Regions from separate parts of the Homo sapiens genome. Here region 2 is linked to region 1. The links are chromatin loops, found by intact Hi-C in ENCODE. Cell type or tissue: IMR-90. All regions are shown on one strand.

Evidence for each region. Peaks named below come from ENCODE experiments on the same cell type or tissue, not always from the same donor. Only the 100,000 strongest peaks of a DNase experiment are listed, where the experiment ranks them.
Region 2: it touches region 1 in a loop (9-fold over the local background); 56 of 110 quality-filtered maps call a loop at or near these places.

What each region holds. Positions count from the first base shown.
Region 1 is chr2:168,116,794-168,121,793 of GRCh38, reverse strand. All of the region lies in intron 10 of STK39 (serine/threonine kinase 39), which reads left to right. Among named protein-coding and RNA genes, the nearest start is that of STK39, 130 kb to the left of the region's middle. RefSeq lists an enhancer at 4,893-5,000. In IMR-90, CTCF peaks have their summits at 2,100 (motif pointing right) and 2,936 (motif pointing right); DNase peaks (open chromatin) are centred at 2,103 and 2,933; H3K27ac peaks cover 601 bases.
Region 2 is chr2:167,962,794-167,967,793 of GRCh38, reverse strand. It overlaps STK39 (serine/threonine kinase 39), which reads left to right. Exons shown (of 18, transcript NM_013233.3): 17 at 3,068-3,132. Among named protein-coding and RNA genes, the nearest start is that of B3GALT1-AS1, 24 kb to the right of the region's middle. In IMR-90, a CTCF peak has its summit at 2,704 (motif pointing left); no DNase peak of the experiment used is centred here; H3K27ac peaks cover 821 bases.

The DNA of each region.
Region 1 (5,000 bases):
CATAGCAGGTGCTCAGTCAGCAGTGGCAGTGTGATTGTCATGTAAATAAGGAGAATGATTATTGTGGCTACGGAAGACTGGACATTTTAGAAGTATGTAGTGAAATCAGGAGTGAAGAGAGTGTCCTGTAGGTGGGGTGGGGTGCAGATGGGTATTGAAGGTTGTTTCTGCATTGCCGTTAATTTGGGTGAAATGGAGGAAAAGCCTATGGATGCCTACAGAAAGAAGGAAAATAATTACAGTAGTTAGTTCATTGCCATTGCCTATTCACCTGTCTTCATGTTTTCTTTTCCGATCCATCAAGGTGCTGGCAGTGGGTGAGAACCAGGGCTTTCTTTCACTACAGTAAACCCTCCCTGCCCTGAGAAGGGGCGTGTATGTGTGAAGAGCCTAAGAGTAGTGAGAATTAAATACAAACACAGCCAATATTCTTTCACAGCTTTCAGATCACTTTCATTTATGCTTCCATATTTGTCCCAAACAATTGTTCTTGAAGACAGGTAGAGCAGGTGTTACTGTCACACTTTACAGATGGAAATGTGAGAGGTGAAAAGGACCTGCCCAAAGTCACATGGCCAAATAAGCAGGAGTGAACTCCAGTTCTTATTCTCAATCTATGCTCTTTCCACCAAATCATACCTCAGAATGAAGAAGAAGAGAACGGAGAGGACAGGAAGGAAATATAGATGGAGAAGGTAGGCAGAGTTAAGTGGTGTACACAGGAAAATGGGAGCGTATTTGTCATTCTCAGAGTGAGTCGGCCACCATTTAAATTGTGTGAGGAGGATGTCTGTGCTATTCACAGGCACTAGGAGATGCTACAGGCACTAGGAGATGCTGCAGGCATCATTGCAGGAATCTGGGAAGTTTGCCAGGGTTCTAGCAAGTGTAGAGGGAAGGAGGTGACAAAAAGGCTTTGGAGATTATGTTGGGGAGAGAGATGGCTAGTGAGAGTTTGGTTAGCATCAACAGTTGTTAGATACCGTCAGAAGCTCAGCTTCTCACTCATGAAGTGGTAATGGTAATAATAGCTATGTTTGGGAGGACTAAATTAGGTAATACATAATATAATAGTGGTTGGGACAAAATAATAAGTGGCACAGGTTATAGCAAAATTTTTTAATAATCACATATATTGCTTTTATTACTATAGTTATTATAGTCCAGATTGTTTTTGTAACATTTATGATTGCTGCCACAGCTGTGGGCACCCCTGCTGCTGTTCCCATTTCTGCTGCTGCTAGAACAGCTGTTTCCATTACAACCACTGCTACCAGTAGTGGGCACTCAGGTGCACATGATACAAGGACATAGCACAGACAGTGAAACTCACCTTTCTGTGAAGAACGCACAAACGTCACAAGACATGCAAAACTCAAAGAGTAATAGAGAATAAGCGCTTTGGTATGTGGGCATAGCATCTGTGCTACAGCTACGGGAAAGGTCATGAAGCTGGTAGATGGGGGACATGTGAAGGGGGAAGAGAGAAAAACGATATTTATTGTGCACCTTTATGCATCCTGCTAGATGCTTACGTCACATTTATCTCAATTACTGCAGCCATACAACAATCAGTAAAGTTCTGAGTATAAGATATGTTAAATAGGTTAGGCCAGAGGATAAGATACATTAGACTATTAAGAATGATTTTTAAAAAGCTATAAATATTTTGAAATACCAACAGAAAAGGAAAAACCATCTATTAAAAGTGAGTTAAGCTATCCCTAAAGGGTTACAGGATTTTAAAATTGAGAACCACAAATATCTCCTAGTTTTCCATGCTTCTGTGTACAGGCCTGAAAATTAAGGCCTAAGGAGGTCGAGCCTTAACCAAGGCCAACTGCATCATCATGTCCTAACAGTCCAAAGCCAGTATCCCAGTTTGTTACCATTTAGTTTCTTCTTTTAGTCGATAAAGAGGGAAAATTACCCTGAGTTTCTACAGAATTGCTTTTTTCCCCTCCTGGAATCTTATAATTAACTTATAAAATATCGAAGGTTATGCATTATCATTAAAGCAGAGAAGAGAGAGTGATTTCAAATGCTTGATGGAATGATGTTAGTTTTGTTCCAAGTTTTCCCAGTAGAGGGCAGCAATGGGTTTTAAGTCTGTGCCATTGTGGAAAGCTAACTGAGCAAAAGTTTTGGCTTTGTCGAAGGCCTCAGACTTGGAGTTGAGGGATCAAAGGGGTGTTAGGTCCCTACTGAGCCATGAACAAGAGACACCTTAGTCAATTAGGGTGCTACTTTACTGGGCAGGAGATTGAAGGGTGATGGTTTAACGACTTTTCACTATTACTATTTTTAAGTTATATTTTCTATTAGCAAATCAAAGCAATCTACCATTTGCATTTTACATAATTCGTGTCAGAAACAAACATCTCAATTTTGAAGATGGGATTGGAGAGCTTCCAGTATTTTGTGGTCTCAAGCTATTTTTAGAAAATTCTTTGGTTTCTGCAGTTCTCCTTAGAGCTTGGTAAATACGGGTAGAAGAGAGTCAACATGTACAATAATAACAGTGAAGGAGAAGTGGACCCACTTCCGCAGTTACCGTGCATATTATGGGTTTAATATAAAATACTCCCAGTGATCCACATCGGCCTGAGTGCACATGTCCTCTCTCCACTTTGTGTTTCCTTTTCCCATCCTCTCGCTTAAAACCGACCATGTGCCTTGGGAATAAATCTCATTGAGGAACTCACATGCTCACAGGGAGGAGGGCAAGGGTGGTTGAGGATATTATTTTTCCTATTTTAGAGCTGAGAGAACAGTAGGCCAGAGAGGTTAAAGTTACTGATTTCACTGGGGCTGTTACAGGGACAGGCGTTCACAGAGTGTGAGCTCATTGGTGTTTTCACTGCTTTTTTATTTTAAATTCTTTGCTTTTTAGTTATTTGAGAACTGAGAGTTCCTTTGGTCAGAAAAGAGCTTTTGGTCACTAGGGGGTGCTATTAGAACAGTTCATTGACTAAGAATCTGGACAGGAATTGCTTACCAGTCTGTAAAAAGCCTTGCAGCCGTAGATTTTTTCCTTTTGCTCTGTGTCTGTGGCTTGACTGGTGTTCGCACTGGGGGTGAATTAGGCAGAGGTGAGGGTAGAGGAAAGAGCAAGGGGGAAAAGCATCTTACAGAGTTACTTTCAATTCATTTGGTGAATTGAGTTGTTGTTTTTTTTTTTTTTTTTTTTTGAAAGCATATGTTCTGGGAAAGTGACTCCTTTCTGGTTGCCTTTGACTGGGAGCTGAGAGGATCCACTCTGGAAATTGTAATTTGCTGATCCCCATTTAGGGAGAATGTCTTTATTTTTAGATTGATCTTGAAAGACAGTGAGCTGTGTAAACTTTCACAGACTTGGAGGTCCAGTTTTGGATATTTAGAAATAATGACACATACTCTGAAATTATTGTAAGAGATACTGTTTCTACAAATTTAGTTTGTAGAAAACTAATTGTTACTGGAAATCACATCCAGTTAGATTTGTGAGGTCTGGATAGTCTTCAAACATATTATGTGCTTCCTTTTTGCCTTTGGGAAATTTGCTAACTTTTCCCAAAAGCTTGCGTGCATGAGCTAGCTTTTCTGGAACTGAAGTGGCGTGTTACTTGCTGAGAGAAGCTCCCGACTGCCTCCTCCTCCTCCTCCATCTGTCCATGCAGTGCTCCCCGAGCATCCTGGTAACCTACTAGGTGCTGACCTTCCCTACGGTAGGTGGCCTTTATTCAGCCTCTCAGCTCCCTCTAATCCTAGTGTACCATTTCTTTCCTTTCTTCCGAAAGGAAAATAATTTGGCTAGAGTTGCGGAAAAACTAATATAAAATATTGTCAGTAAATGCCCTTTTGATCTTGTCAAAACTCTACTATAGTTGTACTGTCTTTTCTCCCTGATTGAAAACTCAATGGCTTCTTGTCATTAATAGGATAAGATACAAGTTCCCGCCACTTATAAGATGAGGTGCACATCACTTGGAGGTAAGGGATCACTCCAGGGTCCCATGGTCTATGTCTCCAGGCTTTCTCTCAGCCACGGGCCACCTCGGCCTTCAACACATCTTTACCAAATTAGATGTGTTTGGTAATTGTACTTTTCTACCAGTACACTCCTGAAATCCCCACATGCACCATGAAGGCCTCTCCCTACACTTGTATCTCTCCCAGCCTAGCATCTTTTCTGTGAAGCTTTCTGATACTACCCTCCCAGCACCCCAGGAGGTTCATCAGTCTGTTCTCTGTACTACTCCTTACCTTGAGCTTAAATATGTTGTTGCACTTGGTGTCATTTATAGCTTACTTTCTGCTAGTTTTACCTTCTGTAGCCTACTATCAATTCTTGTGGAGCATGGATGGTGTCCTTTTATCTCTGTGTTCTCAGTACCCAACATAGTATTTTGGTCAATTAGTAACTATTTTTCAAATTGAAGTTTAGCAAGCAAGATGGTGATGAGGATCGTCTTCATGGGAGCTGGTGTGAGAGTGCAAGGGGAGGTAGAGGAAATCTGCTTTTAGTTTTAAAGAAGAATAGTTAAGATATTTTTCAGCTGGTGCTGTATTCTTGTATTTGAAGTCTGGGACTCAGGGTTTAGCCGAACCTAAATTTAAAATCAACTTTGTTAGCACCAACTTGTTGAGAGTCTTGAGTGAGCCATTAACTTGATTCACCTTTGCCACATGATCATAGAATGGAATGGTTAGATATTATTAGGTAATAATTGTGAATTATGCACTTTGTATTATTTGACAACAAAAATGTAGTCCCTACCACTCAGCATATATTGACTATTGTCATTTTCTTCTCTGAGCCAGGATGCACATACGTTTTCCTGTTACCTGAAGCTGCATTTAATTAGGAAGATATTCCAAAAATAGCTTTAAATTAGGTTTTAGTACGCTCCACTTTTGGATTACCTTTTACTTATTTCCTCACTTAGGAGAAATAATTTAAACTTTTTATATCATGATCCTGCAAGTCTTTAAAATGAGTAAGATGTTTTGGAGTAGGG
Region 2 (5,000 bases), 150 kb after region 1:
TTAAAAAATGTGGAGAATTTGAATAGTGCAAGGAATGTATACAGAAAACAGTGTCTGGAGAATGCCTGACTTAGTTTGCCAAAAAAGTGTCGGCTCCGCTGCCTTGCCTCCAGTGGATTACCCCTAGGATGATCTTATTTCCCTTTCTGTTTAGATTCAGGGAAGTACTGAGCATCAGCGTCTTTTCCGTGTGGCTGTTACTGATATTGTTACAGTTTCATAAAGAACAATACTTATCATACCTTAGGCCAAATGTTCTCCAAAACAAAAAAAAAGTAAATAGAAACTTCCAGCCCTGACAGGTATTCAAGCCTAAAGTATGATACAGAGAAACAAAAAAATAGAAAAAAAATTAACTGTTCACATAAAGATACCCTGTAGGGACAGGCGGGTGGGAGGAGTGTTGGTAAAGCCCTAGTGACAGGGCTTGAGGGCCACAGTCCCTGGGGGCCTCAGTGCATATTATTGGTGTCCCTGTTTGCCCAAATGGCAGAGATTGTGGGCTGGGAAGGGAGGGACTAGTTCAAAGAAGATAGCACAATGTCTGCTGCAGAAACCAAGGGGCATGAGTTTTATTTGGGAAAACCAAGAGGGATTTGAAATGAGTCAGTGGCTACTGAGCAAGCAGGGTTCAGAAGTCCCACATTTTCCAGAAACTCGAGTGTCTTACAACACAAAGGTCAGTGTTCTCAGCACAGGCTCAGGCAGCTCTAAAGCAACAGCCAGCCCTACCCAGCCCTTCCTTCTCAGCTCACGTTCCAGGTAAGGAGCGTTTTTATTTTTGAAATCCAGGTGCACAGTCAGGAGATGGGAGGAAACAGTGACACCCATCTTTTTAATGAGCATTGCTACTGGAAAAGAAATTAGCATCACCCTGAATTTTATGTGATGTCAGTTAAATGAAGGTGTTTTATAGCACTTTACAACAAATTAGAATCAACCAAATTGAAAATAAGCCTAGCAGCTGGGATAAGTAATCAGGTAAGTGGCCAGTTTTGCTTATTTTTACTTTGAGCTGAAGACAGAATTTGAATTTTTAATGTCCCAGAGGTGTGAGATTCACAACTGGGGAGTGTGGTTTCTGGGATGATTGTTTAAGATGCAGGCAGCTCCATCTTGCCCTTAGGTCTCCAAGTTGCTTGACACATTCCCTGGAAATTGGCCCTTGTATATATACGTGTACACCGGAGAGAGGGTTGTGAATTAGTGTAGGCTAGAGCTCTGCTTTTGACTGAACATTAGAGAGCAGACTGGAAATAGATGACCCAGAACAAGGCAGTAAATCATCCACATTAACTGAGAAACTAATGAAAGGACTGAAATTTATACGAAGAATTTATGGCCACTCATGAAATCAGCCCAAATCAGAGGAACTATTAGAACACTTTTATGTTTTAAGAAAATGGGTACTGTGTTCATTTGCTGTAATTTGCATGTAGTCAGAGTGCCCTGACATGATAAATACTGGCTTTGGTGGACAGGATTTTACAGCAGAGCTTTGCACTCCATGAGCCAATGTTTCTTGCATAAATGACTTGATGATTTTAGTGTCTAAAATATGTTCAGAAAACTGTTGAAAGGCCACAGGAAGCTTTGCGATGATAACTATTCTGGAATTGGTGCCCTGGGGTGTACCCGATATGTGTGTGCTTGCTTATGTGGGCAAAAGAAAGAGGAGAAAAAGAGGAGGCAGATGGGAGGAGTGTTGGTAAAAATGAAACTGCAGATCACTCAGAATGGAAGTATTAAAAGGGCAACAAATGAAGATAAAATGATGCTTGCAATTATGGTTTATAAAGAGAAATAGGCCATATTGAGTACATAATTTTTCTTTTTTCTCCTCTGCAGCTGATGGATTAAATGAAATAAACTAATCTGCAGAAAATCCATGTATCTAGGTTGTTGTCAGTCGACCTTAGAGAAAATTAAAACTTGCGCAGATTTCTTACTACTTTCTACTTAAATTTTTCTACTTGAAACACTTTTCTCAAAATACTTGTATGTGTACTATTTTATCTTAAAATTTTTTTATCTTAAAAAATTCAGGTAACTTCAATACCTAACTACTGAAGCAGCAGATAATTTTACTCATAAAAAAATAAAAATGACAAACACGACATTCTCCCATAATTTCTTCAGCAGTAACTTCTCCTTCCCTAAGCAATAGCCCTTATTTGACTTTCAGGACTTTATACTTCAGGTGTGGACATGGAAAAAGTAAGTTTTAAGTTTCCATCATCATTAGCTTTTGATAATTCTGTTCATTAGCAGTACCCTGAGCCAGAGGAGTAAGCAGAAAAAACTGACTTCTCTACTGGAGTATCAGATAGATCATTACACCGTGAAGAACAAGGACAGATCTCCAATGAATCCAGCTAATACTGAAAACATATCTGCAGCACTGAGCTCCAAACTGACAGCGTCTACTCTAGTGCTTGACCCTGTTCAGCAAACTTGGGTATTATTCAAGGTGGCACTTCCCTGGTTTGACAGATCACTGTGCTCTGAAAGCCTTAAAACATGCGCTTGAGTTGTAGAGGTTATCCACTGTATTTTGTTGCCTTGATAAAAATGGGTTCAGAGAATTGAGTGAATTTATAGGACAGGGGTTCAAATGTGCTGACCTTCTATTTCCAGAGAAAGCCTTTGTTTTTTTTTGTTTTTTTTTTCTCCCCACTACCTCTCCTCTTTGTTTTGTACTGCCCTCTCCTGGCTAATAAATTTCTTAGTAATGAATATTTAGAGAAGCCAAGTGGCGGAAACACTGGGGGCTGCTATCATTTCTACTTTCCGTTAGAAATTTCAGATTTTATTATATGAAATGCAGAGTTGACATACAGTGATTAATTCAGATGTGCATAGATACAAGATTGCTGAAATGATATCAATTGTTGTAGAAATATCTGTATGAGAGTAATTTGGTCATTTATATGGACTTTGCAATGTTTATGAAAAATGATTTTGCAGTTTATTGCATCATTAGTCAAATTTTCTGAGTCATTGATGTGAAAATCCACTGTTATTGGAAATAATCTGGAAACTTTCTCTCTACGTTTATATTTTACAGTGGCTGCTAATTTACAGAAGATTGTAGATGATCCCAAAGCTTTAAAAACATTGACATTTAAGTTGGTAAGTGGAAAGTTATGGAAAGAAGGAGGTAATATTTTGCCATGCTGTGCCAGCAGGGAATAATAATCTAGTTTAATAACCTACTCTGTAATTTTGCTGTTGTTGTTTTCTTTTAGAATCAATTTTTGCATTTGGAAGCATTTGACTCTGCAGCGTTAGGGAACGTTTTCTGATTGTGACTGGAAGTGTCCTCTTCTATGAGCATAGCTTTTTCTTATCGTCACACCTTTGACTAAGAGCGGCCATATAAGAATCTTGAAGCCTAGATCATTTTGCTTGCAGTTTGTATTGCAACTTGACCATAAAGACAAAATTACACTGAATTCAAAGCAACACTCTTAATAAAGCTTTCCTAAGACAAAAGCCAAGTGGTTCTAACTTTTAAAAATAGAGGCTGATTGTTGTAGAAATGGTTTAGGTAATTGGAAGCAATTGTAGAACAACTCACCAAAGGCTGGCGGACAAAGACACAACAATTTACTTCCACATTTCAAATCAACAGTAACAGATTTTTGTAGAAAGGAGATATTTCAACAGTTATTCTGCACTAGTAGATTGTAAACTTAAGTACTAGGTGGCCACAGAGATACAGAGTGCCGGACATTCTGGGGTCACTGTGAGACCAAGATGGTGGTGGTCAGAAATGGAGAGAAGTCCAGATAGTCAAAAGTGACCGTTTTCCAAAAAATTTTAGCGAACAGTACATTAAGGTACATTTTAAAAATCGTAAGTTAATTTTATCAAAGGCTGGTCAGAATCCCAGAAGCAATTTTAGATCTAGATGACCAACACTTTGCTGTGCACAACATAGATTGATGATCTTTTTTATATTTGTGAAATTAAATGGAAAATGTGGGTGACCAAAAATGCTAAATGATTAGTTACAGTAAATGTGAGCCTGGTGCTAATTAACTTCCTGGGTCTTGCTTCCCATCTAATTTTAGATAGCTAGGCTGTGTGATAAAAGAAAAACACAAAGATTTTCACAGAAAAGATATATCTGAAGGAATTCTTTTTGCTTTGATAAGAAAGTAACATTTTATTCAGATGTAGAGTGCTAGGTTAACAAATAGGAAAATCCCTTTTCTGGTTTGGGATGACACTGTCACCTCTTAATGTGTGTGTTTTTTTTTTTTTTAATGTGAGAGTATATTGATGAGAAAATGGCAGCCTGTGTCAGCATTTCAAGCCAATATATGTCCCTTTATTCATTTTTTTAATACCACCTCAAGAACATTTTCCTAATTTGTAATATGCAAACAGAGATAAGAGTTTGAAACTCTCATGCTGGACTTTTCTCATTTTATTATGAAAGAGGAACAGTAACCCTGGCCCTTTCCTACTACCGAAGATTTTGTGAAAACAGCCGCTGTACAATCTCTAGGTAAACCATAAGAATAATGTAAAACTCTCCCTCATCTCCTAATCAGCTTATATGTTTCTTAAATTCTCTCTGGATTCTGTCCTCTTCCCTGCATCTCCATTTCCTGCACCCAAGCAGGATTCTCTCATCTTCACAAACTAATCTTCCTGCCACCAGTTTGTCAGCTTTTGGCTCTGTTTACCACCCTGTGCCTGTAGCCAGAGTAATCCTCCTACAATCCCAAAATGTGGTAGACACAGTGTTTCCACTGCCCTATTGTAAACCGCACACCCGGGACAGGCTAATGAAGCCTGGTCTGCCCCCACTCCTCCAGCTCTCCTGCTTTACCATTATCTCTGGTAGTAGGCCCATTTCACATCTCGGGAACCTCGGGCTCGCTGGGGTGGATTTGCCCAGGATCACACAGCGATCACACAGATCCTGAGTCTGGAAGCTGCAGACTCCCCCCTGGTCTAGCCTCAGTGCCCACGCTCTCAACAGCCAT